Regions from separate parts of the Mus musculus genome. Here region 2 is linked to region 1. Evidence: chromatin loops called from intact Hi-C (ENCODE). Cell type or tissue: left cerebral cortex. All regions are shown on one strand. Each heading gives the region's core, and the rest is flanking DNA. Links, peaks and the distances in the headings are about the cores only.

The links. A loop is a pair of places that touch in the nucleus more often than their neighbours do. Peaks named below come from ENCODE experiments on the same cell type or tissue, not always from the same donor. Only the 100,000 strongest peaks of a DNase experiment are listed, where the experiment ranks them.
Region 2: it touches region 1 in a loop (9-fold over the local background); 3 of 42 quality-filtered maps call a loop at or near these places.

The regions. Positions count from the first base shown.
Region 1 is chr16:17,008,493-17,020,134 of GRCm38, reverse strand. It overlaps Mapk1 (mitogen-activated protein kinase 1), which reads right to left. Exons shown (of 9, transcript NM_011949.3): 2 at 4,055-4,237; 3 at 1,660-1,849. Among named protein-coding and RNA genes, the nearest start is that of Mapk1, 31 kb to the right of the region's middle. In left cerebral cortex, for the core only: no CTCF peak of the experiment used is centred there; DNase peaks (open chromatin) are centred at 4,829 and 8,329; H3K27ac peaks cover 613 bases.
Region 2 is chr16:16,923,955-16,935,596 of GRCm38, reverse strand. Ppm1f (protein phosphatase 1F (PP2C domain containing)) reads right to left here. Exons shown (of 8, transcript NM_176833.4): 8 at 8,222-11,642. The coding sequence ends at 11,575. It also overlaps the pseudogene Gm46540. Among named protein-coding and RNA genes, the nearest start is that of Ppm1f, 33 kb to the right of the region's middle. In left cerebral cortex, for the core only: no CTCF peak of the experiment used is centred there; DNase peaks (open chromatin) are centred at 5,096, 5,283, 6,417, 8,819 and 1 more place; H3K27ac peaks cover 5,819 bases.

The sequences.
Region 1 (11,642 bases), core at 1,379-9,378:
TAGTACCACAATGTGATACATATATGACTCCAGAGCTTGAGTAGGTGACTCTCTTCCACACTAGTATTTGCTCAAATGTCACACAGTACCTGCCAGCATACCCTATTCTGAGTGTATATCTTACTGCTGTGGTACATAAGAATCTCAGTGAAACACTACACTCATCTCTGGAATGTAATGCTCTCCATGCCAATGATATACTCCAGATATCAACCGTAAAAATGGGAAATGAAACCAGCTATTGTGAAGCATGCCAATAATAAAAACCTGAAGAGAATGAGGTAGGAGAATGGAGAGTTTGGGATCAGCTTCAACCTTGCTGGGTGTTGTACACATCTACTGTACATCTCTATTATTAACTAACTCTTGGGAAGTGGATGCATGAATTTGCGGCCAGCTTGAGTTATAGTAAGACCTTGTTTCAAAATAACAAAAAGCACGCTTTAGCTAGACCAACAGAAGGCTGCCCATACCTTACTTAAAGCCAATCTCTAACTTATAAGCGATTGCTTAGTACCCACTATTGCCCTCAAACAGAAAAGAATGTAGTACTTTGCTTGGCCCTCCTTTCGACTGTTATTTCTCTGGTCTTCTAGCCTATGACACTACAATGCCCAAAAGGCCCTCTCTTATGAAACCCCATTTATTCTTGGAGGGCTGGCATGGACACCATTTTATTTCTTCCCTTTGCATTTGAATACTACCTCCTATGTGCCGCAGCACATGCTATCAATTATACGCTGTCTGCTGGGTTCCCATCTCTCCGTTTTCCGATTTCAGAGCAGCCATTGCCCTGGCACCTAACAAAGCTTCACCCAGGAATGTATATTTAACTGAGAGCTCAAATGATTATTTTTACACACCTACATATAAAGTTTCTTTACTGATATATAATTCATATAAAGCACACAATGCTTTAACATTAATATTTAATATTACAGTCACAGTTTCATATTCTGAAACTTTAGAACAATATAAAAAGTTGCCAAATTAGTACCATCTCCCCTAACACTATCAATTATAAACAACTCATTGTACAGATCTTCATTTTATCCATAATTAGTTAGATATCTGACTTCCATTTTCCTGTGACAATGAATTACACTATAACGAGTACTTGTGTACACGTGTTTGTATGAATACACATTTTCATTTTACTAAGGTACATACTTGGAAAAAGACTTTGTCAATGTTACTTTTCCTTTTTCTTGAGACAGAGTTTCATTATGGAGTCCTCGCTGGCCTGGAACTTACTATGCACATCAGGTTGCTCTTAAACTCCCAAAGATCTGCTTGCCCCTGCCTCCCAGGGCTGGGATTTGAGGCATATGCCACCATACCTGACACTGATTATAACCAATCTGGTGTCACTGTCACTGTGAGCCTTGTTTTGTTTTCTTGATACAGAGAATTAAGAAACAAAAATAACACATATGATGATGTACACATAAAGTATAGACATATAAGAACTACTAATTTTGCTACAGTGGCTACTGTCTCTGAAGGAAGGATGGGCTAAAAAAGGAATGAGACTCATACTGTGTATCTGTATTTTTCTATAAAATGTTTGTCTATCTGATAGTTTTGAATATAAATAACAATACTTCAAAGTTGTCTTTAAAAGTACACACCATCCTGAGAGTAAATGACTTGGCTGACCTTGAGATCACAAGTGGTGTTCAGCAGGAGGTTGGAAGGCTTGAGGTCACGGTGCAGAACGTTAGCTGAATGGATATACTTTAGCCCTCTCAGGATCTGATAAAGAAAATAGCAGATGTGGTCATTGCTGAGGTGCTGTGTCTTCAAGAGCTTGTAAAGGTCCGTCTCCATGAGGTCCTGTACTATATATCTGTGTGACAGGAGGTTAAGGTCAAACACTGCCAGCTGCTCACACTTAGCAAAGCACTGAAACAGATTCAACTGCTCTTAACCCTCTCCCCATACAGCGTCAGACACAGCTGGGCCATCAAAAGAAAGAAGAGACTGAAGAGAACACGGCACACTCTCGTGGAAGAAAACAAACACTAGTCCTGCCACAGGTGGCTTGTTGTGGGCCTACACTGAGACTTGAAACAGAATATCGGTCAATCTATTTTAAAAAAAAATCTTTTTTTTTTTTTTTGAGACAGGGTTTCTCTGTGTAGCCTTGGCTGTCCTAGGACTCACTTTGTAGACCAGGCTGGCTTCGAACTCAGAAATCCGCCTGCCTCTGCCTCCCAAGTGGAATACTGGTCAATCTTGAAGTCTCAACTTCTCTGTTCTCCAAACTGTCCACTATTAACCAATTTCCTCCAAAGCTTAAAGGGCATGGTAGCCAACAAACAACACCCATCTCTTTGGCCCAGAAGCAATGTGTAATTGTATTGCACTGTTTTCTTTGCTTCTTGTCACCAATATCCTCACAGACCAACCCAGAAGTACTGGCCTAGAAATAGCATCGCCACTGAGTCCAATCTCTGCCTTTCTTCCTCATTCTCTAAATTCTGCATATGTATTGTAAGACCATAAGGTGTGTAAAGAAGTTGATGATAATAGGTTCTGCTCTTTAACCTCCACTGCCTAAGCACCTAAAACTTCAGCTAAGCCACATTATTTCTTATGAAAATTAAACTGTAGTAACCTTTTGCTTTTAACATTACTATAATGATGTTTTATTAGGGGAATTTTTGCATTTATTTTTACGCATAAATACTATTCTATTTTCTACAGGCTAAATGAGATCAGTCCCATGCTTGAATTAAGCAAACCTTATTTATAAAAGGTGTTCTTCTCTGACAAAAGGTAACAAGAGCAACACGTGCAGCAGCAGGAGGCTTTCCCTTGCAACACCACCCCACTTACTAACAGACATGCTTACAAAGACAAAAGCTGCCTAGAAACATGGAGCTGCTGTTCCTACAGGTCCTAGGAGGTGGACTCTTCTAGACCAGCTCACCACTGATATCTAATGCTGGCTACAATTACATGTATCAGAATTGATCTGGTCTTCAAGACCTTGAGGTCCAGTCTATTCTATTTTTTATTTTTGTTTTGTTTGAGACGGGATTTCTCTGTGAGGCCCTGGCTTTCCTGGAACTCTTTGTAAACCAGGTTGGCCTCGAGCTTAGATATCCACCTGCTACCACCTCCCAAGTGCTGGGATTAAAGTGCATCACTGTGCTCGACCCAGTTACTTTAAAGATAAGGAAGCTGAGGCTGAAAGAGGAGCACACTAGGACTGTCTGGAAGACACTGATCTGGTCAAGTGTACATCTACTAGAGTACCTACGTCCTGTTGTGAAAGCTTGTTTGACTCCCTTTTCACTATCATAACAGTCATCATGGGATTGGAAATTACATGAATCAACTTTCCAAAACTAAGATTAAAGAAAACTATACAGAAACTGACAAACACTTAACTTATAGAAAGCATATTAAAACTAGTTACAAGAAAAAAGATAAAATTAAAAAAAAATCCTTTGGGGCTGGTGAGATGGCTCAGTGGGTAAGAGCACCCGACTGTTCTTCTGAAGGTCCAGAGTTCAAATCCCAGCAACCACATGGTGGCTCACAGCCATCTGTAACAAGATCTGATGCCCTCTTCTGGAGTGTCTGAAGACAGCTACAGTGTAATTACATATAATAAATAAATAAATCTTAAAAAAAAAAAAATCCTTTAAATACTAGGTAAGCGCAAACATTATAATCTCCTCTTAGCATACTTTTACATATACGGGAAGAGTGATTAAAAAACTCTTTGTGCAAGCTGGGCAATAGTGGCGCATGCCTTTAATCCCAGCACTCAGGAGACAGAGGCAGGTAGATTTCTGAGTTTGAGGCCAGCCTGGTCTACAGAGTGAGTTCCAGAACAGCCAGGGCTATACAGAGAAACCCTGTCTGAAAAAACCCCAACCAACCAACCAAACAGCCAAACACCCCCCCCCCACACACACACAAAAACAAACAAAACAGAAACAACAAAAAAACCCTCTGTGCACTTTTTCTTGATTCCAAGTTATTTACTCTACAAAGTGACCAAGCAGCAGTGGCAGCAGCTAACTTTAGAAAAGGATACACATCTTTCATTTGCTCAATGGTTGGTGCCCGGATGATGTCATTGATGCCAATGATGTTCTCATGTCTGAAGCGCAGTAAGATTTTTATCTCTCTTAGGGTTCTTTGACAGTAGGTCTGGTGCTCAAAAGGACTGATTTTCTTGATAGCAACTCGAACTTTGTTGAGATTATCATAAGCAGAGCTAAAAAAAAAAAAAGAAAGTATGTATATGAAAATTAAAAATAGCTCACTGAATTACTTTGTAGAAGGAACACAAACTTGTAAAGTATTGAAGTTTTAACATCTGTCACATCTGTGTTGATAATTAGTTGATACCTATGGAAGCAGCAGATGTAAAGTAGCAGCAGATGCTGAACCTGACATTTAAGAGCTGCATGGCCTGTTCACGAGACGAATGCCCACTTCTATAAACCTGACACAGGAAACCACCACATTTTCCTACTGTCTTAAAGAGCAGATAACACTTTGATGAAAATGCCATTTCTGCCTCCAAAACAACTATCCATAGTTGTTACTGAATTCTCTGACACAGCAGAAACACCAAATACCACCAACCACATCTTTATCCCTAAAAAAACAAACAAACAACAGTTTTAGAAAGCTTTACTGCCCTTTATCAACCTCTTTCTCCGCCTCTAAATTGTATTTTATGTGTATGGATGTTTTGTCTGCACACTATCTGTACACCTCATGTGTACAGTGGCTTTGGCAAGCATCAGATCCTTTGGAACTAGAGTTCCAGGCAGTTGCTAGCTGCCATATGGGTGCTGGAAATAGAACCTGGGACAAGAGCAGCCATCTCTCCAGCCCAATTACCAACTTTCTTATAAGCAAAACACAGGTCTATTTCTGGTTGTTACTAGGATAATTTTCTAACAAAATCTACAAAGTAACCTTCACAGCCATAGGATGGGAGTTTTTTCCAAGCTATACTTAAGACCCAACTACATAATCCGAAAAGAAGGAAGCAAAATCTTGCTTTTAATTTTAGGATGGTTTAAAAGTTTAAATATAACTACTATCTTTTTTTGGGGGGAGGAGGTCATGGGCCAACAATTTACCTAAATATTTTCTACAAAAGCATTTTATATTAATGTCAACAACTGACCAGTGACTAAAGCACTAAAAATACTGGCAAGCAATAAAATATTTCCTTGTTTCCTTACTAAGTGCTTAAAAAAATGAAATGGTATTTACTGACATCACTACTGATGCCTCTGACTGAGTGTAAAAGTCTGTTTTAGGAGTAGACTTGTCAGTGGCTGCAACCATCTCACAATGCTATTACAGGCTGTGCTGTCCCAAAGCACTTTGAAATGATACACAGTTCTTAAACAGGATGACCATTTAAACATTATTTTCCTTGGTTTGGTAGACGAGGGCCCAAAGCAGTGGTTCATGAGGAGGCAAGCAAAAGCTTGTATAGTTTAGGCAAGTGTACTCAATATTGGGATCTACTTTTAAAGATAAACACCCCCTTTGATAATCGTAACAAGAGCGAGTTTACAGTTAAAACAGGTTTGGGATTGTTGGCTCTGTGCTAGAAAGCTGCCTGGTAGCAGCATAAAGCCCTGGAATTTGATCCTTCAGCATGGTAAAAGTTAAAATTAAGTAAAAGGAAACTTGTAAAACACTGGCCAGAAGAAATTTGACATTATAAATTCTTATTTTTTATAGAACACATTAGTCAAATCTGGTTTGCTTTACAAAATTATAATCTACCAGGACTGGTTTTCATTTGTTTATTTTTATGGCAGGGTCTTTCTTGCTATGACTGTTCTGGAACTCAGATCAGGTACCTCTGCCTCAAGAGCTAGGATTAAAGGTATGGGCACCACAATGGGCTTATCTAAAAAAGTGCTGTTAGAAAAGAATTAAGCATCAGTGTGGCCTTCTACTGTATCACCCGACTTGATAGTGAAATAACCAAACTGACTTCTTTATTGAAAGTGTGACACCATCTTCTTCCACCCTCACTTTCTGACTCTGCTCAGAGTGTGGCCTGATCCTGTTAATACAGGCAGACATACATGCAGGCAAAACACTCATATGCATATAAATAAAATACAATTAAAAAGAAAAGGCAAAGAGAGCCTACCTAGAGCATCTGTCCTGATGGCGCACATCAATCATCCCAGCATTATCTTTGAGTTTGAGGCCAGTCTGGTCTATATATTGCAAGTTCCAGGACAGCCACTGAGAGAACCTGCCTCAAAATGCAGTGGGTGGGGTAGAGACATGGCTCAGTGGTTAAAAGTTCATAATGTTCTTCCAGAAGGTTCAAGTTCAGTTCAGAGCACAACTCCTGGATTAGGTTTGAGGCCTGCTCTACAGAAGAGCTGTGTCTGGTGCTATAAATCTAGTCAAAGAGTCCATGGCCAGGAAAATTATATGTATACTAACTCCCTTTCCTAATTCTGTTAACTCAACATCTACTAATATCTTGCTGTTATTAAACTGCCTTTTAAATATATTGATACCCTTAATTCTCAATGCTTCAGTCAAGCTTAGAAGAGAAACTTCTTTCTGTAGTAGGTAGCTAGCAGGCAATGCAGAGACTTTCAAGTGGTCAAAGCACTGAAAGTGACCGCTGAATGCTTAGCTCTCATTTGGACATCTGTATCATGCTCCCCGAGGCTCAGAAAGTATCATGGAGGATGGCAGAAAACATGTAAGAGCTGGAAGATGGGGAAGAGAGAATGCTGTGGAAGGTTGTATATGCTCAAGCCGATCAACACGTCAGCACGAATGAGTGAAGGGCTCAGGATGATCTGATGAGAACAGTTAAGGAGCAATTGGCAAATGATGGCTGCTGAGGGAAGTGACTTTTTTCTTTGTGGGAATAGCCAATGTGGGTTGCCTAGCTTCTGGTAGATGCCCCCCCACCCCACATTCATGTCTATGTAGGCTGGATGCAAAAGTTATAAGAAAAACACAAGTATAAGACAGTGGGAGGAGAGATACGGTTTGGATATGACCTAGGTACATTGCATATATGCACAAAATCATCCAAAGTACATGGAAGAATTTAAATGTGTGTCTAGGACCTTTTGAATTCATGGTCTATTCCAGGACCGAGATGGGTTGGAACAGATTTAGAAGCACATTGACCAGCAAATAAGGGATTAAAAGCCTACAAATTCTGAATATTATTTAAGATGCTTTGTAAATAGGGGGAAAAAAAGAGAATCAACATGAGTCAATTATGAACAAGTCATGGTAAACCAACTTCATTTCCTGTTTTGATAGGGTTACCATAGCAACAAGAGTGTACTGGTCACAGCTTCTGGAGAACTCAAGCTACTTGAAATGTACTTCCCATTTGAGAGACTTCATCATAAGTGTGTTGGAGAGGGGAAAGTTCCTGCTCCTGAGAAGCTCTGAATTTAATGAGGAAAACACACACACACACACACACACACACACACACACACCCTACAACCCTTACAGAAATACACTTGCTAAACACGAAGAGAATCTGGGTAAATTAATTCCAAATAAGGACAAAGAAATGAAAAGTTGGGTCCCATGGTGCACATCTTTAATCCAAGCACCCAGGAGGCAGAGGCAGTCAGGACTATATGGAGAAACCCAGTTCAGGAAAAAACAAAGACCAAAAAAGAGTCCAACTGAGTCTACACAGGGAGTGCAAAGCACTCATATATACAATGAGACCCTGTCTAAAAGAAGAAAGAGGGCTGGACAGTGGTGGCGCACACCTTTAATCCCAGCACTTGGGAGGCAGAGGCAGGCAGATTTCTGAGTTCAAGGCCAGCCTGGTCTACTGAGTGAGCTCCAGACAGCCAGGGCTACACAGAGAAACCCTGTCTCGAGAAAAAAAAAAAAAAGTTAAAAAGAAGAAAAAGGGAAAGCAGGGTGGGGGAGTAGGGCAGCAAGTAGGCAGACTGCCCTATAGAAACCACATCCTATACGAGTAGACTTTTTCTCTTAAAATTTATTTATTTATTGTATATAAGTATACTGATGGTTGCTGGGAATTTAACTTAGGACCTCTGGAAGAACGGTCAGTGCTCTTAACCACTAGGCTATTCTCTCCAACCCTAGGAATAGACTTTTTACACAAAAGCAGGGGTACAAGCAATTTAGAAACATATGGAAAGAAAAGGGGCCAGAATGACTATGGGACCACTGACCTCACCCGCACCATCCCTTTCCAGAAGGAACCATGCTCACCCACAGCCCCCGATTTCTCTCTCAGAAACTATGCAATTCATGTGTAGCAGGACACTCTTGTTCTGGAGCTCCACTGAGGAGAACATTGTGGCCAAGCAGAGGAGTATGCTGTGGGTGTGCTCTCCTGTTGGCACAGGACTCTAAGTAGCTTAAGAATATTCTAGTTAAGCCTTATAAAAATAAGCATTAAGAAAATATAATACTCATCACAGTAGGAAGAACATATATTCCATTTACTATTTCTTAACTTGATTTTTATAGTATGCAGGATTCCATAGCTTTACCCTAGGTTTTACAAACAACAGAGGCAGAAATGGGTGGGAGGTATATCCCTTTAACGTAGGACTCAAGAATGATTTACATATATGTACATCTATATGTTTGTATATATGAACAAATGAATATGATGAGGGTGGACCCCTGTGTATTGTAGGCAAGCGTTCTACATCAAGTTACATCCCTTGCCTATCTGACTTAGAGATCTAAAGATGACTGTGGATCATGTGCTGGATACCATGGTTCTCAGAAGTGCAAGAGTCACAGAAGCCATAGCAGGTTTCACTGTTAAGGGGAAAAGCTGGGAAAAGAGATCTGGGGACATGACTCAGAATAAGTAATGATAAGTCAGTTAAGGGCAGTAAGAAACTAAAACAATAAAAGACTAAGAACCCTTATCCAACTATTAAACTATGTGTTTACTCAGACAGACTAAGAGGGGAAGAGAACGGTATTTCAGAAGTCAGAAACGTGAAACTTGAAACTGAGATAGAGAAGGCTAAGAACTGGAAAGCATTCTCTCAGTCTACAGTGAAATGAGGTTGGATGACTTTGGTGCTATAAGAAAACGAAGGGAAGGCAGATATGAGTGGAAAGAAAAGTGCTTTTAAAAGATGATAACAGGAGCTAGAGAAAGTACCCAAGAAGCTAAAGGGATCTGCAACCCTATAGGTGGAACAACATTATGAACTAACCAGTACTCCGGAGCTCTTGTCTCTAGCTGCATATGTATCAAAAGATGGCCTAGGCGGCCATCACTGGAAAGAGAGGCCCATTGGACACGCAAACTTTATATGCCCCAGTACAGGGTAACGCCAGGGCCAAAAAAGGGGAGTGGGTGGGTAGGGGAGTGGGGGTGGGTGGCTATGGGGGACTTTTGGTATAGCATTGGAAATGTAAATGAGCTAAATACCTAATAAAAAATGGAAAAAAAAAAAAAAAAAAAAAAGATGGCCTAGTCAGCCATCACTGCAAAGAGAGGCCCACTGGACTTGCAAACTTTATATGCCCCAGTACAGGGGAACGCCAGGGCCAAAAAGGGGGAGTGGGTGGGTAGGGGATTGGGGGGGTGGGTATGGGGGACCTTTGGGATAGCATTGAAAATGTAAACGAGGAAAATACCTAATTAAAAAAAAAAAGATGATAACAGAACAGGGGAAGGATGACTAGAAGATGCAGGTAGGCTACTGTGAGGGATTATGAAGAAAGTAGGCGGATTAAGGTTGGGAACTAGTGGGGTGAAAAAGAAAGTTCCCAATGGACAAGCAGGGGGAACGGCAAGGGGAATCATGTCAACTAAGACACACTTGCGAAGATGAAAGTGTACCAAGTTCCTCAGTGACTAGGACACAGGTTGATCGCCACAATCTGACTCATACTCACATCCACTCACGCAAGATGCCCAAAACAATGAGAACAGGTCTATTTCCCCTTCCGCCTTGTTCCTCGTGACAGGTCTCTCTGCATAGGCTTGGCTGTCCTGGAACTTGATTTGTAGACCAGGTTGACCTCTGCCTCTGCCTCCAGAGTGCTAAGATTAAAGGTATATACACCCTGCCCCCCTGGCTCAATGTTATTTCAAATGTAGTCTTTGAAATTGTCCCAAAGTTTGAGGACAAAATGAAAAAAGTTACTTTATACAGGAGAAACCAAGCAGATGCTACTCTTTCCCAAGTGGCTAGTCTTCCACTAGCAGCCTTTGGATGAAGACATAGAACTCTCAGCTCCTCCTGCGCCATGCCTGCCTGGATGCTGCCATGCTCCTGCCTTGATGATAATGGACTGAACCTCTGAACCTGTAAGCTAGCCCCAATGAAATGTTGTTTTTTATAGGACTTGCCTTGGTCATGATGTCTGTTCACAGCAGTAAAACCCTAACTAAGACAGAAGTTGGTTCCTAAGAAGGAAGCATGTACCTTCCAATAGGAAGGAATAAGAAAGAGTTCCTTCCATTTCTAAGATTCCTGTGTAAGATTTTTTTCCCCGTCAAGTCCAGGATCCCAAATAAAAATGAGAAAAACCACAAATGGAATAAAGACATGGTGCCTCAGGATGAGCCTAAAAAGCAACTATAAAGCAAAGCAAAGGCAGATCTAATTCATCCCTTATCAGCAGAGTCTCTCCCTGCCTTGAACTTGTGTATAAGCTGCAAGCGCTTAGCTACTTGCTCAAAAATATTTATCTAGAAGAGACTATATATACGTGTGTGTGTGTGTGTGTGTGTGTGTGAATTGAGACATGCAGTAACAAGAATGAATCTGAAGAAAATAATTTATTTTCTACTCCATATGATGTGGAATAATATATATGAAATTCTAGGAAAGCTGTAGATACCCCCCCTTTGACAAAAAGTTGATCTGTGCTTATATAGACTCACTGTAAAGGAGCAAGAGAATTTTTTTGGTGATATAAATTTCTGTGACTTCACTGTGCTGGTGGAGACAGTTACACAAGTACATATAGGTATCAAGACTTAATTATATAAAGAAGTATTAAAATGTAACATGGCGGCGCATACCTTTGATCCTAATACATGGGAAGCAGAGGCGGGCAAGCTCCATGAGCTTGGCGCTAGTCTGGTCTACACAATGAATACCAGGACAGTCAGAGCTACATAGACCCTGCCTTACAAAGTAAACCAACCAACCAATCAAAACAACAAACAACAAAAACCCCAATGACAATGTTCTACCTTTTTTATTTTTCTTGGTGTTGAGAATTGAATTCAGGACTTCACATACTCTTAAGCACAGCCATACATACCCTAAGCCACTTTTCCACTCCCAAAAATGCTTTTTATTACATAAAAATTATACTTTGAAGGGGATGTTTAAGACTGAGGAGACTGGAGAATAGCCCAGTTGGCAAAGTGTGTGTTGTATGAGCATGAGAATTGGAGTTCAGATCCCTAGCACCCACATGAGAACCAAGGTACAGTGGTTTGTGTGTTCATAGTCTCAGTCCTGGGAATGTGGTTCCAGAAAATGGCAGGCTAGCCCTAGGTTTCAGGAAGAAATTCTGTTTCAAAAAAACAAAAATAGGCTGGAGAGATGGCTCAACCGTTGAGAACACTTGCTGCTCTTTCAGAGAACCCACATCAGTGCTTACAACTCCTC
Region 2 (11,642 bases), core at 1,799-9,798, 85 kb after region 1:
TTATTTTGTGTACCATATTTTCTCTTTGCTCCTATTCTCTCTCCCCGCTTTACTTCTGATAGATTGTCCTGAATTTCATCCAGAATCCGCCCTGCCTTAACCACTTGATAACATGTGAAAAGGAACAAAAGGGCTTCTAACACTAGAGAAAGTTCAAGGCCAAACATACCTTGTAAAGCTATTTCCCACTTTACTTCTGATAGACTGTCTTGACTTTCCTTAGAAAGTTCAAGACCAGACTTACCTTGTAAAGCTGTACTCACTGGTACTCCTGTTCCCCAGCTGAAAAGTTCTGAATTCACGCAGTTGAATCCTTCTCAACAGTCTGTGATGCGGGAACACTTTATTACCGCCGTTTCCCAGCTGAAGAGTTCTGAATTCACGCAGTTGAATCCTTCTCAACAGTCTGTTTTACGGGAACCTTCATTACCATAACCCGCAGTTCTGGTTCCGGAATGAGGGATCTTCCTTGCGCCGGTGATGGTTAACTCCCGTCCCGAGTTTTCTTGTATTTTCTCGTCCCGGATTTTCTCGTCCCGGATTTCGGCACCAACTCTTAAACGCGTTCTCACGACCGGCCAGGAAGAACACAACAAACCAGAATCTTCTGCGGCAAAACTTTATTGCTTACATCTTCAGGAGCAGGAGCGCAAGCCCCCAGCCCCAAAAACGAAAGCCCCCCGCTTACATCTTTAGGAGCCAGAGCGCCAGCGCGCCAGAGCGCCAGCAAGAGAGAGAATGGCGGAAACCCCGTCCCCTTTTAAGGAGAATTATTCTTTGCCTAGGACGCATCACTCCCTGATTGGCTGCAGCCCATGGCCGAGTTGACGTCACGGGAAAGGCAGAGTACATGTAGTGGTAAAATACCCTTGGCACATGCGCAGATTATTTGTTTACCACTTAGAACACAGGATGTCAGCGCCATCTTGTGACGGCGAATGTGGGGGCGGCTCCCAACATAGTATTATTTTTCTGATTTTAAAACTTTTTACTAATATAGAAAATGGGCTGGGAAGATAGCTTAGTTGGTAAAATGCTTCTATCGGGGTTGAAGAGGTAGCTTAGTGGTTAAGAGCACTGGCTGCTCTTCTAGTAGACCCAGGTTTGATTCCCTGCACCCACATGGTGGCTGACAACCATTTTTACCTCCTGTCTGAGGGGATCTGACACCTTCTTTTGGCCTTCACAGACATTGCATACATTTGAAACACATACATATATGTGGCAGAACACCTATATAACATAAAACAAAAAAAATGCTTATCTAGCAAGCAGGTGGATTGGAGTTTGATCCCAAGAACCCCCATAACCAAAGCCAGGCATGGTGGCACACGTTGTGGTCCCAGCAGGAGGGAGGTAGAGACAGGAGGAGCCCTAGGGTTTTGCTGGCCATCCTAGTTGGTGAAGGTCATTGAAAGACCTTGTCTCAAAACAACAAAGTATCTTCAAGAAGACAACATGGCTGACTGTTGGCCTCAAATATTCACTCACATGCATGCACATCCCTACCCCTAACGCACCCCCCCATATGAACACACATGCATGTACATGCACACACAGAGATGTGCACATGAACATGCACACATGTGCATACACACATACATTTGAAAAAAATGGGGGTCTGGGGCTTGCTTTGCACATATGGCCTGAATTTGATCATCAGAAACCCATGTTTTTTGTTTGTTTTTCTCTGTCAGTCGTGAGCATGTGTGCTTGTATTTCCAGAATTTGGAAGGTACAGGAGAGTTTGAGGCCATCTTGGGTTACAAGAGACCCTGAATCAAAAACAAAAATCAACCAAAAAACAGTTGGAAAATATAGGGCCAGAAACAAAGTTCAGTGATAGAATATATTCTTGGCATGGGTGAGACCTGGAGTTCAGCCTGATGAAGATGATGGTGGTGGTGGTGCCAATGGTGATGATGGTGTTGATGACCCTGGTGATGGTGATGATAATGATAAAAGGAAGAGGAAAGGAGGAGAAAGAAGAAAAACACATACTTGAGCAAGGTGTGGTGGTGCAGAGTTGCCATTCCAGTACTCTAGAGATGGAGGGAGGAGGATCAGGGGAGTTCAAGGCCAGCCTGGGATACATGAGATCCTATGTTAAACAAACAAGAAACTACAAAAATAGTAATATAAGGCCTATAGTAGCTAACATCCAGAGGTAACTGATTTTGTTGTAGTGAGCACTAGTTTCCAGCTATCTGAGGCCCCTGCAGGTGTCCACAGTCCCCTCACGAGGCCGCCTGATGCCGCCTCTGCCTCAGGACTCTGTGCTTTAGGAGACTGTTAGGTTGTTAGGTAAAATGGCTTTTTTTTTCATTCTTTTCCTTTTAATCAAGGAAGGGCCTGCTGTGGACCAATAAGATAGCTTCTTATGTCCATGCTGTCTTATTCACTTGTGGTTGAGTTAATTGTAGAGAAAAGTAACAGAAATTGACTGGATAAAGAAAGGAGGTGGACATGGAACTAATGTGGGTGTCTAGCCCCAAGCCTCAGCAGCCAGCCACGGGTCTGCACGGTTCTTTTGCATCAAGAAGTTAATTTTTCGAGCCATTTCCATGTTGTGGATCCTCCAGCACGTTTCATAGCTGTTTTGCTGGTGGCAGTCACAAGGCTTCTCATAGTACTGTCGTCGCTTTATGACTGCAGTAAGGTGGTGAGGATTCTGTTCACCTTCCATGTCCCCTCCTGAACCATCACAGTCCTGGCAATGAACTTCAGATGTTTAGCTGTGGCCTTGATTTTAAATCTTCATTCTTCAGGGCCTGGGCTCTCTGAATTCGGATTCCTCAACCCTCCACAAAATGACTCTTTTGGGTGTGTGTTTGGTGTGTGTTGTGTATATATTTTGTATGGTGTTTGCATGTATGAGGGCTGCCTCAGGTGTCATTCCTCAAATCCCACCCACTGTTCTTATATTTTTCTTTAGAGAGAGGGTCTTTCGATGACCTGGAATTCACCAAGTATGCTAGGCTGGTGGGATGTGCTCTCTTGGTTGTCAAGGTGACTGAATGTACCATCAACTAAGTGCTGGACACTTTTTCCCTATCCTTCCCTCCTTTCTTTTCTTTTTTTGAGACAGAGTCTATGTAGCTCTTCCTGGCCTGGAACTTGCTGTGTAGCTGAGGCTGGCCTGAACTCACAGAGATCTATCAGCTTCTGCCTCCAAAGTGATGGGATTAAAGGTGTGTACCACCATCCTTCTTTAAGGGAGTTCTTGGTTATATTATTTAAAATGGGCCAGGCAGGGGTGGCACACACCTTTAATCCCAGCACTTGGGAGGCGGAGGCAGGCGGATTTCTGAATTTGAGGCCAGCCTGGTCTACAGAGTGAGTTCCAGGACAGCCAGGGCTACACAGAGAAACCCTGTCTCAACACCCCCCCCCCCCAAAAAAAAAGTAAGACTCATACTAAATGTGGATGGAAACTTAGAAGGGAGATAAAAGAAGGAAGCTTGCTTTTTGCCTGTCTGCCTTCATTCTTGCTGGCAAACTCATCTGTTCTGTTGCTGCAACTGCTGAACTCACTGATATCAGAACAAGCTTTTTAAGACTTCTAATGCAGACTGAAGACTGGTAGCTGTCAGCCTACCAACCCTCGGATGACAAACTACCAGATTCTTGACCATTTTTGGCGTGACATAGCCATTGTTGAACTACCTAGATTGCATGTTATACATTAGTCTAGTAAGTCTCTTTTTAATATATATCCAACCATTGCTTCTATTCTCCCAGAGAATTGTAATATAGCTGGGTAGCTGAAGGGCCCCAAGAATTCCTCCTGTCTGAGTCCCCATACACCATCAAGTCTGGCTTTTTAAAAACATAGCTTCTAGGGTCTGAACTCAATCCCTAGGCAAGGCAAACACTTTACCAAGGGAGCTATCTCCCTAGCCTCTTGTTTTGATTTTTTTGAGACAAGGTCTCCCAATATAGCCCAGGCTAAGCAGCTCTCTTTTTTGGCCTCCCAAGTGCTGGGGCCCATCTGAAGTCCTCTTTGACCTATCTTTGATTAGCTTAGAGCCCATCCAGGTCCCAGACAAGTTAATAAGGCTGAGATGTAGGACTCCAGTGTGGAGATCTGTGGTCAAATCAGATAACAGCTTGCTAATCAGGATTTCTGCCTCTTTTTCTGGCTCTGCTACATTCTAGACCCAGCCTGGGAGACCTGGTTTTCAGGTTCCCTTCCTCAGGAGGAAACTCTTGTTTGATGGACATAACGCCTCTCCCCTCCTCTCCCCAGCACACCATGGCCCCCACTCTTTCTATTAGCTTTAGCTTGTTTCCCTCCTGGTAGAGTCTAACACATACCCTGCTCTATCCTGGTAGCTCAGTCCTTTGGATGAATTGCCTCCACTACACCCATCTACCCGTCACACCTCACTTGTCCTTCTTGCCTCCCCCACTCCCATCTGGTGGCTCTGAGTGAGTGTGTCAAGCTACATGCAGTTGGAGGACAGGGGGAATGCAAACCACCATCTGGAGATTCAGATACACGAGTCGACTCATCAGGAACAGCAAGGCAGCATATACTTAAGGAGGTTCTGCCAGGGGCTCTGGAGGAGTTGTGTGGGTGTGGGGAGGGGAAGACAGATGGATGCGTGGGCAGCAGGGGCAGGGCCTGATCAGAAACCCCCAGATTTGCATGCTGGCACTATCTTCTTCTGGGCTTGTTGCCTAGTGGGCAGCTGTGTCCCCTGGGGGCAGGGAGTGCTGGGGACAGGGTAGGCATCAGCCCACTAGTCAGCGAAAAGATATTTGTAGGGGAGAGGAATGGTTTATAGGTTGTAGGGAGATGTGAGAGGGTGGGTTGTAGGAGGGTATGCATTGTGTACATGAGTGAAATTGTGAAAGGACAAATTAAAAAAAAAAAAAAACAGACTCTATTTGCCTCTTGCCTGGTTCTGCCACTCTGCAGCCCCGGAAACCCTGTCCCCACTGCCCCAGACCCAACAGCAGCAGGTTATGTTGCATCCCATAAAATATAGTCTAACAGCAATGGGATGGCCAGTCTGGGGGTGCTGGGGAAGGGCTAAGAGGAACACAGCAGACAAGGCTGGGGAACAGGAGAGGGGTCCCATAAGGCAGAGTAGACAGGGCCTGGGCTGAGCCTGTGCTTGGGAGGAAGGAGTGCAGCCGGGCTAGGATGGTAAGCCCTAGCAAGCCGAAGGCACACAGGCCTCTCCTAGTTCTCAGGATCAGTTAAGGATACTTAAAAAGCAGAAATGATGTTTATCAGAAGACTTCTTGACTTGACAGTTCACACAGTAACAGGGTTTCTTCTGGCATCTCACACATCCTTAGTTTTGGATGGCCCATCCTATCCTCACTAGCATTCTGAGGCTGTGCTTCATGCAGGCAGCTTCAATGCTCTCTGAGGCTCCCAAGGAAGCTCAGGAAGAGGCTGTTACCTGTTACTTCTCCCCCTGAACCCCTCCCCCTGTTTCATGAAGGAATCACAAACCAAATGATAGAAACTAGAGACTCTGAAAATTGCCCCTTCCTCGGGTTGAAGAATTGCCCATGTAGACTTTGCAGGCAATGTATCTTCCACTCTTGGTGAAGATTTGGTAGGTGGCTTTTTGTGGGACGCCCTGTTATCCCTTGGGAGTTGTGTGCCATGTCAGGATGATGTCTGCTACGTGGCTGGACTGAGACCCTCTCCTGCTGATTCTCAGTCATCTTGACTTGAAATGATGTATTAATCCTTAAGGGTACTGAGGCAGCTTTCAGTTGTCCTGAAGAGTGGTTTCTTGTGTACTGGGGGCTCCAGTCCACTTGACTCTGCATGTGCTTATTGCACTGAGACCTTTGGGAGCAAATTCCACTCTAACAGCTACTGGCTGTCTCCAAGGTGGGTGAGGGCACAGAAGTTGAGTCAGAAGTCACTGTGGAGGATGGAGGGCTGCAGGTCTAGAGTCCAATTCGGAGTTCAGTGGATCCAAGCTGATCTCTCTTAAAGGCCACTTGCTGTAATTGTTCTGAGGCAGGTCCCTCACCTGTTAAGGCAAGTCCTGAAGGACCAGTCTCCTTAGCCATAGGGCTCTATAGTTGCAGGCTTTTCATTACAACAGTGAGCCTTATCTAACAGGCTCCCCTCAGATGCTGTCCTTCATACCCTGATTTAGCTACCTGGACTGTGGATCCAGACACTCTGAGTCTTATTATTTCTTATGTTACCAGCTGACCTCTCACCAGTAGCAGCAGCTGCTTCCTCCTCCCACCCTACCTCTTCCACCACCTTCTCCTCTTCTTTTAAGTTTTGGGTTTTCAAGACAGCATTTCTCTGTAGATCAGGTTAGCCTCAAACTCAAGAGATCACCCTACCTCTGCCTTCCTTAGTGCTGTGATTAAAGGTGTGTGCTACCACATCCAACCTAAAGCATACTCACTACAAGTCAGTTGCTCTTGGTAAACATGTTTCTAGACTTAGCACACACCACCTTTTAACTTGGCTCAATTATAGAACTGTGTTTAAATCCTGATGCACAGCACTGTGCTGCAGCTTTGTTTCCATAGCAACCCTAAGCTCTTTATGACTCCCTTTAGAGGAAGATTTTTTTTTTTTTTTTTTTTTTGGTTTTTCGAGACAGGGTTTCTCTGTATAGCCCTGGCTGTCCTGGAACTCACTCTGTAGACCAGGCTGGCCTCGAACTCAGAAGTCCGCCTGCCTCTGCCTTCTAAGTGCTGGGATAAAAGGCGTGCGCCACCACGCCCAACTAGAGGAAGATTCCTAAGTGTTTTTTTTTTTTTTTTTTTAAGATTATTTGGTGTTGTGGCTTGAGTATGAAATGTCCCCAGAAATCTGAATACTTGGTCCTCAGCTGGTGGCACTGTTTGAGGTTATGGAACCTTCAGGAGTTACAATGGAGGGGTGGTGGTGGTGGGTCACTGGGGGTGGACTTTGATGGTTTATAGCTGGCCCTGCTTCCTGGTCTTTTCCTGCTTCCTGTGTGGATGAGATCTGCTCTTCTGAGCTGCTGGGTTGGCCTCACACTCCTGACATGCCTTCCCTGCCCAGACGGACTGTGAGCCAAAATGAACTGTCTTCTATCACTTGATTTTGTCAGGGTTTTAGTCACAACAATGTGAAAGTAACTAATTTATTTGAGTATTTCCAGATAATAAACCCAAAATGTGGATTTTTAACATTTGCCTGTTCTACTGAAATAAAATGAGACTGAAAACAAAGGCATGTTTGCTGTATTAAGAAAACAGAATTTAGGGGAACATGTGAACAAGAAAAAGGAATCACCCACAACCCTGTCTCAGAGCCAGCAGTGATGCTCAGTAAACTCACCAGGGGCCTAGGGCTGTGCTTCCCACTCTGCATCCCATCTTCTGAGAGCTTCTGCCCTTGGCCCTGCATGCAGGATGTGGCAAGTGCCAGGCAGAGGGCAGGGTGGAGGCAGAAGAAATGCCTGGTGCTTTAGTGTCCATGCAAGTGGTCCTTGAAATACTGTGAGGGTCTATGCCCACAGGTGGCCCCAGCTGACTGTTGACTGGAGGACCTTGTGCTCAGTGCCCAAATGCTTGAGGCATTTCAGGCTGTGAAGAGGCACTGTAGATGCTGCTAGGTTCCTCAGGGGCCTGACCCCTCTTTACTACCCCTCTGGACCCCATGGCTGGTAGGATGGACAGTCTCCCTAACCCTAACCCAGGACCAGCTCCTCAGCAGCTTCCAAACATACCCTGGATGCCAAGAGGACCCCAAATCCAAAATGTCTCATGAAGTCTCAGGTTTTCAATGCTTTGTCCCAAGTACCAAGTTGTTGGCACTATTTTGGGAAATTGTGGAAACCAGTATGCAGGACTTGGCTTTTGGAAGCTCATCACATCCTGTGGGTCCCTGGTCATTTCTTTTCACTCTTCCTGGGTTGGCTTTGCGGTAGATAGCCATGAAGTCTGTCACATGTTCCTGCTCAAGCACATGGGATCAACCATGGGCTAAACTCTCTAGAACACCTTTTGTTGTTGTTGTTTTGTTTTTCAAGACAGGGTTTCTCTGTGTAGCCCTGGCTGTCCTGGAACTCACTCTAGACCAGGCTGGCCTCGAACTCAGAAATCCACCTGCCTCTGCCTCTCAAGTGCTAGGATTAAAGGCGTGTGCCACCACGCCCAGCTTAGAACACCTTTTAAAATACTTTTTCTGTTGAGTATTTTGTCAGGGATACAGATGTTAACTATAGACAGACGCACAGGGAAGAGATCCAAGTGGCACTCAGGAATCTTGAATATATGGTTTATTGACACCAGTACAGGGCCCCATGGGAAGACGTCCTATGAGCTCATCACCTTGGGAGTTGTCCCTAAGACTAAAGAAACACGGTGTCTTAGAACAAGACTCCCAGGAAGACCCCTGAAATAACCCTTGGCAAGGCCCACATGGCATGTAAATGGCAAAGCTTGGTGTGTTTGGTGAAGCTGAAGAGTCCAGTGAAAGCACAAGACTCCAGAGGATGGTCCCTGGAGGCTACAGAAGCTGAATCAAACCAGAAGCCCAGCTTGCTTCACACAAATTGGCCTGGCTTCCGTAAGTATGGCCAGAGCCATCCTCCTGGCCTTGAGAATACAGTTGAGGTAGCCAGGACACCCATGCCAAAACTTAGCATCAGGAGAGGGGGGCACTGCATGCAGAAGAACCCAAAAGGGCAGGGGCAGACAGATCATGGTGAATGCAGGGCTTTTAAGACCTCTAGGTGTTGGTGCCTCCCTCACCATGAGTTCTGGAGACGCCCAAAGCTATGCTGCAGATCCCTTGCTTCAACACTCCTGAAAGCCTGCTTGTGCCCTCCCACCTCTTAACGCCTCCAGGCCTTGGTTGGGAGGCAGCTGTACCTGCAAAGGCAGGCTGACGGCTTCAGCTTTTGTATCTGTGTAAGACACTGGCGCCTGTAACTCAGCTCTGTTCCAGCCCACTTAATTTTAAGAATAGACACTAATAATACTTAACCCCTCTCTGCTGCTGGTGGAGGATGGGCTCCCGTGCTCTGGCAGCTCCTGGTAATGCTATGCATGCCCTCCATGCCTTTCCCTGAGGCCTGAGAGGTGCAGTGACTGGTTCCGCTCACACAATGTGATGGTGGCAAAGAGGGGGACTTGAGCTCACAGCCACCCTTCTCCCTGTTCCTTCCCTGAGCCTCTACTAAGCCACCCATTATCCTGGCTAGGGGATTCTTTTGGGAAGAGACTCTGAGGAGGAGGTGGCCAACAAGTCTTGTAGGCTTGGTACTGGCAACTCCAGTCCAGACAAAAAGAGTTCTCTGTACCTAGGAACTCGCTCAAGGCCAGCCCTCAACAGTAGGAGAATGTGGTCTTCCTTGGCCACTAGATCAGGATGGAGCAGTGCCTGATGTTGGTCCCAGACCATTGCCAGACAGGGGGAAGGGTGGGGGAGGCACTCAGACAAGCCTGGGAAAGGGGCTTCCCTTTACACTGAGGCCTTGATATTTGGCACATCTTTACATGCGAGTATGAATCCAGACCACCAAGGAGGCCCAAATTCCACTCTTACCAGCAATGATCAGGTTAGCAAAAATGGGAGAAAACCAAAATCAATTTATCTCCCTCTATGAAGGTCACTGCTACAGGCAGGCTGGACCAACAACCACACCCTGTGTTGAGATGGCACTGAGGATGCTGGATTCTGACACCCCCCCCCCCCCCGGAAGGCAGCAGGCCTTCAAGTTAAGCAATACCTAGCTATTAGGTGGGCAGCCATCTGAGTGATCACGTTCCTATCAGGAGACTTGATCAAGGAATCAACTACATGGCCCCAGCTCTTCCATCCCTGCTGTGGGAATGGGTAAATGGCAAGCATACAGGTGGGTGCCCAGCTGCATTTGGCTGGCTCGCTCTCCTACTGCTGGAAGTGAACTTGCCTCAGAGGAATAAGTATGAGCTCCCTTGCTTCTTTTCAAAGAGGGCTTAGGTGCAATGAACAAAGCTCTGCAAGTCTTGCTAGGGCTTTCACTCTACAGGTGAACTATGTCTCCTTCATGGGGACCTACCTCACAGCCACCCTTCTTCCTACTGATCCTTCCCTGAGCCTCTGCTAAGCCACCATTATTCTCTGGACCTGCCAGTGTCTGCAGAGAGCAGCCTTGACTCGCTTGGCCCTTGTTGAGGGCCTCCTAGTCCTTCTATTCTTGGTATCCCCCCCAACCCTCACTTGGTTTCCTTGCCTGACTGTATCCATCACTGCTCTAGGGATGTGGAGGTCTTTCATGCTGCTCAGGTCAGGACAGAGTCTAGCAGGTTAGGACACAAGTCACAGGAGAAAGATGGTGGACTGCTGGGCTTGCCCAAGTTCCTCACCTAAGCACTGTCTTCAACAACTCAATCAACATAACTGCAAACACACTTAAGAGAGTTTCAAGAGAGATTGAGTGTGTCAATCTTCTAGCCAAGAGCAGTAAGGTTCTCTCAGCTGGGAACCAGCCAGACTCCAAGGTGGACAAGGAGGCCAGTGTCACCCCAGGTGCCCATAGTCACAGCCTTTACCCATCACTTCAAGGAAGTTCTGAGGTGCCCAGACGCACAAAAGGACTTTCCCAGAAAGAGTGCTGGCTGAAAGTGTGCCTTCCCACAACAAATGCAGCCTCTTTGAGAACCTCAACACGTCTGCCTATCAGGATCCATGACGGACCCAGCAATTCTCATCTACACCAAAGCTGTTTAAGGCACTTAAGTGGCTTATTAACATAACCTGGAAAAGTTTGTTTCCATCCCGATTTAGGAAAAATAAAATCATTAATACTGCAAATGTCTCCACGAACACACAAAAAAGTAAAATACTTAAGTTTTCAGGAATAAAATAAATGCTAAGCTTTGCTTAAGTTACATGACCTTGAGGGTCACCTTGGCACTGATACAACATGACAAAGCCTGAATACTGATTCTGGATTAGACCTTTCCCTGCAATAAATCTAAGCACACAAAGACACACACACACACACACACCTCACTTCACCTCCCCAGGAAGCTCAAGGGGAAAGCGAGGTCTAGAAAGCCCTAGTGGCCTTAGTACTCAGTTAGAGTGCAGTGGCAGTGGGTCACTCTCCTGCTGTGCCTCCCAGCAAGACCAATGTCTCCTCTTTGGGAAGCCAGCAGTCAAGCAGGACTGCGAGCTTGTGTGTTAGTACAGACCAAACCCTCCCAGCCTTGGGTACAATGAGAAGCCACAAGCCTGGGCTGGACACCTGGCTGCAGATCTCATTCCAGGATCTGTGTGAGGGTCCTCCAAGACCTGACCTGTGTTTTTGGTTAGGCTACCAGCAGGTGCCTGTGGTTTCTGTTCCCAGACCTGTCCGGCCCTGATCACCTCAGCCATCTGCTCTTCGGTGAGGCCATTTTCCTATGTTTCCTTCTGAGATCCACTAGCTGCCTACTGCAGTTCTGCAGCCATGAGGACAGGCTGTGGTAGGCAACATGAAGGGCTGGGGTGCTAAGGGAATGCTGTGAGAGTGTGCACCCCTGCCCACTATACCTTTTGGATCTAAGGTCTTTGAAGGGGAGGATCACGAGGGCAGAGGGAGAGTCCGGATGGGGCCTGGAGGCCTGGACCACTTAGCTTCTCTGTGAGGTATTACTGATCTCAAGTTCTGAGAGGCCAGTGGACAAGTCCTGGCTTCCTA